Linked DNA regions of Mus musculus: region 1 is linked to region 2. The links are chromatin loops, found by intact Hi-C in ENCODE. Cell type or tissue: left cerebral cortex. All regions are shown on one strand. Each heading gives the region's core, and the rest is flanking DNA. Links, peaks and the distances in the headings are about the cores only. Region 1 has its middle 4.5 kb from the start of Gm19723. Region 2 has its middle 29 kb from the start of Gm6936.

Region 1 (2,807 bases), core at 297-2,796, 50 kb after region 2:
ATTCTTAGAACCTGAGCAGGGCCAGCCTGACCACTTGAATGTACTCCATTTCTTGTGGGAATATTTCACAGATTGGCTGAGACTTGGCGATACAAAATTCATGTGCATATGTGAAGCATGCGTTTCAGTGCCATCTCATAGCTGTTTGTTTATATAGCGTATGTTTATCTAGGGTTAAGCATGACAGACATTTAGGAACTTAGGCTTGGTGTCAGCTTGAATGGTAGACTAAAGGATCCCAAACTCCTCCTCTTCTTGACCCATTAGGTAAGTATACCTGCATATTTCCTGAATTACTTAGATCCCCTCAAATGCTACATGCTAACAACTCCCAGAATTTGTTGCCATAATGTATATGTATGTACCAGCTAACTTCTAAAATCTCACAGCTCTATATTATCAACGCCTGGGGTGAGAAATAAACACTAGCCCGTGCTTATCTCTACCTAGTCTCACCCCCACAGTTAACCATGTATTTAATCTCTCTTTCAGAATGGCGTATAATCAAAAGGAAGAGAATTTTAGAATTTTTAAAGTTTCCACATTTGCTTCATGCCCTCCCTTGCACAGGCATAGGGCCTTCTTTGATACAGCAGTCAGGTTGCCAGCAGACATTTCTTTGAGGAGGAAGACACACTATACCCTTTAGGTAAACTGTGTCAAATGAAAGGGCCAGATGCTTGCCTCTGGCTGAGCTGAGAGAGAGGAAATTTAAACTGTAGCCATTTATCTATGGGCATCTACCTCTTCTTTTGCTTTTTGCCTTCTCTTTTTCTCTTGCAAATGCAGGGAGGGAGGGTTGAAAATTGAAAAGGATTAAAATAAACCGAGAAATCAAAGGGATTGAAGGTTTGGAACTAGAAAGAAGAGTCTAGATGTAAATAACATCTTTTAGGTTATTTCTGAGTCACTGCTATGCATCTCTGTTTGCCTCCTTTCAAATTCAATGAGAATCATCATTCCTGTCTCCTATGGTATGCCAGACCCAATGCTAGTCACCAGAGATGGTTAGGAACATAAACAGAATATTCTTCGATGGGACTCCTCGAATATGGGGCCATTCGTATAAGCAATCATTTTCTAAGGCAGATCACCAAATATACACATAATTAAAACTCAGTCATATGCCCACAAATATTATCATGTAACACAATAATAAAGTGACAAGATTAACCTATTTGTAAGAATTAAGAGTTTTTATAGTTCTAGGCTTTTCCCATGCATGTGTAAACATAGCTTATATGTGCACTCCCAGGGTTCTACAGATTTCTAGGACTTCCATATTTAGTTTTATTCACAGCTACAATTTATTATAATGAAAATATAAGAGCAAGATTCATCAAGACAATAGGTTCATGGCACAAATCCTAAAAGAAGCCAAGTAGAGCTTCCAGTGGTACTGCTGCATTTGAATTCTCCAAGATAACCTGGGGAATGTCATCTATCAGGGGAAAACACTTTGGAGACTCAGTGTTCAGTATCTGAATTGGGAGTTGATGGCATGGACAGTCTCGCTATGACTGGTACATATCAAAATTTTAGACTCCCAGAAGGAAAGCAGATGGCCAACATAAAAACCGGTATTATTCATAGAAGTAGGCATAATGTGCCACTCTATCTGGTAGGGATGATGAGGACACGCCTCCATTTCAAGTTCTCTGCTGTTATTCTAAGGTGTAAACCATGATGTCAGTAACTTGGACCAGGGATGCAGACCTTCTAGGGTATAGCAGCAAAACCAATCATAGACCATGTCACATCATACATGTCTCTCTAATCCTCACCCATGGTTTTATTATATTTCACTTCCTAGACAGATTGTGTATTTTTCATTATTGTATAGGCAGATTTTTTTAATACCTTATACCTGCATTATTCAGGTATATGTTTTACACAGGCATCTAGATATAGTATTCCTGGTGTTATTCCATTCAATAAGGAAGAAAGGTCACTGTGTTGGAATTTTAGTGGATTTACAAGAGTGTAGATAGAGTATGGGAAAGAGAAGAGTTAGGATACAGATGGCAAACTAAACCATGGAATAGAACTTGACAGTGAGCAGAAGTGGTGTGGATGTCAGTGGAAGGCAATAGGATAGTCCTTAGAGATGGATGGAAGATGGAGAGCGAGCCAGGAGCAAGCAAAGGTGGCAGAATTATATGGCCTGAAAGCCAGCAAGTATACCAGCTGTAAGGACATCAACTATAGGGCAACTATAGGGACTCAGAGAGAACAATGGTGGGCACTTGGATTTTCAGTTGGTCACCCATCGTTCATTCATACATGTTAGGCATCTGTTGCATGTCACTCCGCTGGTGCTTACCATTAGAACATTGTTCTCTTTCCCTTTTTGTTAGCTAGCAATGATATTCAATATAGATTTTAGATAACTTGGCCATTCATTAACTTCATTACTATTCTTTTGTGAATGGCACACAGCTCAATAGAAGCTGCAGAGAGTGACTATGAGTCAGGTCTCAGATGCTCCGGTAATTTGCATACACTTGAAACTACAAACAGGAAAAGCAGAGGGCGGGGGTTGGAGGGGGGGGGGGAAGAACTATGAAAGCTGAGAAGATCACTCCTGTGTCTGGGTTTCCAGGTAGACTCCTTCCTGTGCTCCCATCTCAGGTGATCTGTGTCCCTCCTGCCTGCAAGAGACCTTTCTCCTGCACACTACTGAGTTTCCCTGCGTGGGCATCCGTGTGATGTGGAGAAGAAGCAGTAAGTAGCTCTCTCTATTCAGTTCATTGATTTTTCTCTCCCTTTCACACCAGTCTCTCTTTCCTGCTCCAGGAGCCTAAATG
Region 2 (2,807 bases), core at 159-2,658:
GAACGGAAGGAAGACATGGGCGTCTTAAATGATTGCAAAGATTGTTCTCTTAAGTGGGTTAAGGAACTCCTAGTTTCCTAGTGACCCTTTCCAGATTCTTAATTAACACAGTGTATCCTTCTTCATTGGGGAAAAAAAATCAGCAGAAGTGTTTGAAATACAGGCTTCGGTATATAAACCAAGGATGATTCACTGAGTCTACATTTTTTTTCTATACATTTTATCAAAGGAAGGAGCAAATTGGCTCAGTCTACATTGCTGGCAGCACCATCTTGAAGCAAAATGTTGGACAAGGTCTCCTGGCAAACAGTGGCCACTGCCCTTTTGCCCAGAAAAGGGGGTACTGTTGTACCAGCTGGAGCCCTATGCTGGCGGGCGGCAGTCTGCAGTGCTGCCTACTCATGCTAATGATCTCAGACCAATGCTGCTCTTACTGGGACGTGGGAGGAGAGCAGACCATGCCAAATTCTTGCACAAGGTCAAATGTTTCTGGAGAAAGAAAGCCAGGGTTAAATTAGCAGTCAGGCTGAGATGGGGGGTCACTGTGTGGTAGAATACAATCCAGTTCTGGTGAGTCTGCAAAGTCAATGGAGAGAGCAATAAAAAGTAATTACGAACGCATTTCTCAACTTGGAAAGCCAGCCACATCTCACACCAAGGCCAGATTCAGAGCCCTTCTGTTCCAAGGATGTTGGAGCAGGCTCAGGGACAGGAAGGGATTGTGTAAGCCAGCCGCTTCTCCCTGGCTTTGGAACCATGCACCCTGAAAGCAAAATGCATCTTGAAAGAGAAAAATGAAGGACATGTCTTTTTGAATTCCCCCTTTAATAGAAACATATTTTGTATCTACAATATACCCATGTTTTTAGGGCTGCTCACTAGTAAAAACAAAATCAGCATCAAAGCAAAGGAAGGGGAACCCTTTTAGGAAAATGTAAGCCATGGCAAACCTAAAATACCTCAGCTCTGCCCTGCTTACCAACATCAGGACCGCAGAGAAGCTGCTTGTGGGAGGGATGCATCCAAAGGGAGGAGGTGGAAAAAAAGAAGTCGTGGGAGGAAGAAGCGTTGATCTCTGGTGTCAGGGAGAAATTCGTGACAGAATTGACTGTTTTGGATTGACTATTTTGACAGTTGATTTTTTTACCTCCCCCCAGTCCCATCCCCGCAACTCCAGAATCATGACAGACAATTGCAGAACATCAAATTGATGAGTGAACACTTCATCAGATCTGGTTGCCTTAACAACTAAAATAGCCAAAATGTTAAGACAGTCAAACGGGATTGATTATTTTTTGATACAATCTGTGGGTGGTTGACCCAGGAATTCTCAGTCTAATCCCACCTATAAACAGAGGCTCTATCAGCAAGAAAGCAGGCATCAATCACCCGGATCCGTCCCATCCTCCAACGCCCCTGGAAGGCTGAGAAGCACCAGCAGCAGCAGCCTCTGGATGTCTCTAGGTGATGGGTGGCACAGGAAGCAGCCATCTGTGAGAGCTGGGATTCTGATCCCCGCAGCTTCTAGCAAGATAAGAGTCTGGCTTGGGTGGAAAAACAGATTGCCCCAAATCGTCGTCTAGAGGTGCTGAATCATGCATGAATGTCAGGGCATGATGCCAGCCATGGCAACTTTTCCTGAGGGCTTTATCTGGTATGAACCCAGAGAGTTCTGGGTTAGGATTTTTTTTTTCAAACTCACAGAGATAATTGTTGTGTCATACACCCAAAGGGAAATTAAATCTCGCTCGTAATTGGTATTTGCTGGCATCTTAAAGACAAGAGAAAGTTCACCTTAGATTCCTTAAGATCTTGAATTAAAACGTTTCCACTAGAGCCTGCTATAATGACACATGCCTGTAAATCCAAGAGGTCAGGTGACTGAGGTAGAAGGATTGCAAGTTTGAGGCTAGTCTGACTTACCTGGTGAGTTCAGGGGTCATTTCCAAGGTGGGTCCCTCTCTCAAAAATCTACAGAATCTTGAAAAATCCAAGTTTCACCAACATGCCAGATCTGCCAGCTGAGACCATGCCAGAGGCATCGTCTTAGCCTACTGGCTTCGGATTAGGTACAGAAGGCTTTTGGAGCTTCAGTCTTGTTTGTCTGTTTGCTTATTTGGGTCTCCCCCCCCCCTTTTCATTCTAAGTTATAAAAAAAATTAGTTAATAACTTGGCGGCAGTGGAGAATGTGTTAAAAAAAATAAGAATCAATGAAAAATGTGACTTGGTGAGAAACTGACAATAAGTAGGGTTCAGAACCCCACAGAGCATGCACAGCCCGATTTTTCCAATGCAGATTGCAGTAGGCACTGACCACAGAAACAGATATATTCCTAAGCCTTTATTATTGAACAAAGAATAATTCCTGAGTCTTCCCACTTTTAAAAAGATGCAGAAAAAAAAAAAACCCACACAACTCCATAACAATACAGTGTTAAGATAGAAAACAGCACCACTTTTGTTAGGGTGCCCAATTGCTTGAAATTTGGTTCAGGCTCAACTCCTAGAGGTCCTGAGACAGCCAGCTTGTAGCTCAACAGTAGCAGAGGTTGAAAAAAGTATTATAGAAATAAGGCACCCACCTGGAAATAGTAGTCTGCTAGAGGAATTATCGAAGATGTTGATATATTGATTTGGAGAGAAATGGCTTTGTGGATATGTTTGAATGTGGATTTAAATATAATATTCCACTTTCTTCTTAGAGCATTCCATCTCCTACGGTACTCTCAGTTTTCTGATTTTAATTGATCCTTTAGGAAAGGTTGACATTTACACTAGAATATGCAGGCGAATGCCCCGCCTTGCT

Evidence for each region. A loop is a pair of places that touch in the nucleus more often than their neighbours do. Peaks named below come from ENCODE experiments on the same cell type or tissue, not always from the same donor. Only the 100,000 strongest peaks of a DNase experiment are listed, where the experiment ranks them.
Region 1: it touches region 2 in a loop (2.0-fold over the local background); 4 of 42 quality-filtered maps call a loop at or near these places.

What each region holds. Positions count from the first base shown.
Region 1 is chr16:49,958,936-49,961,742 of GRCm38, reverse strand. It overlaps Gm5486. Among named protein-coding and RNA genes, the nearest start is that of Gm19723, 4.5 kb to the right of the region's middle. In left cerebral cortex, for the core only: no CTCF peak of the experiment used is centred there; a DNase peak (open chromatin) is centred at 1,577.
Region 2 is chr16:50,008,474-50,011,280 of GRCm38, reverse strand. No RefSeq gene overlaps it. Among named protein-coding and RNA genes, the nearest start is that of Gm6936, 29 kb to the right of the region's middle. In left cerebral cortex, for the core only: no CTCF peak of the experiment used is centred there; DNase peaks (open chromatin) are centred at 433, 635, 1,000 and 1,538; H3K27ac peaks cover 1,837 bases.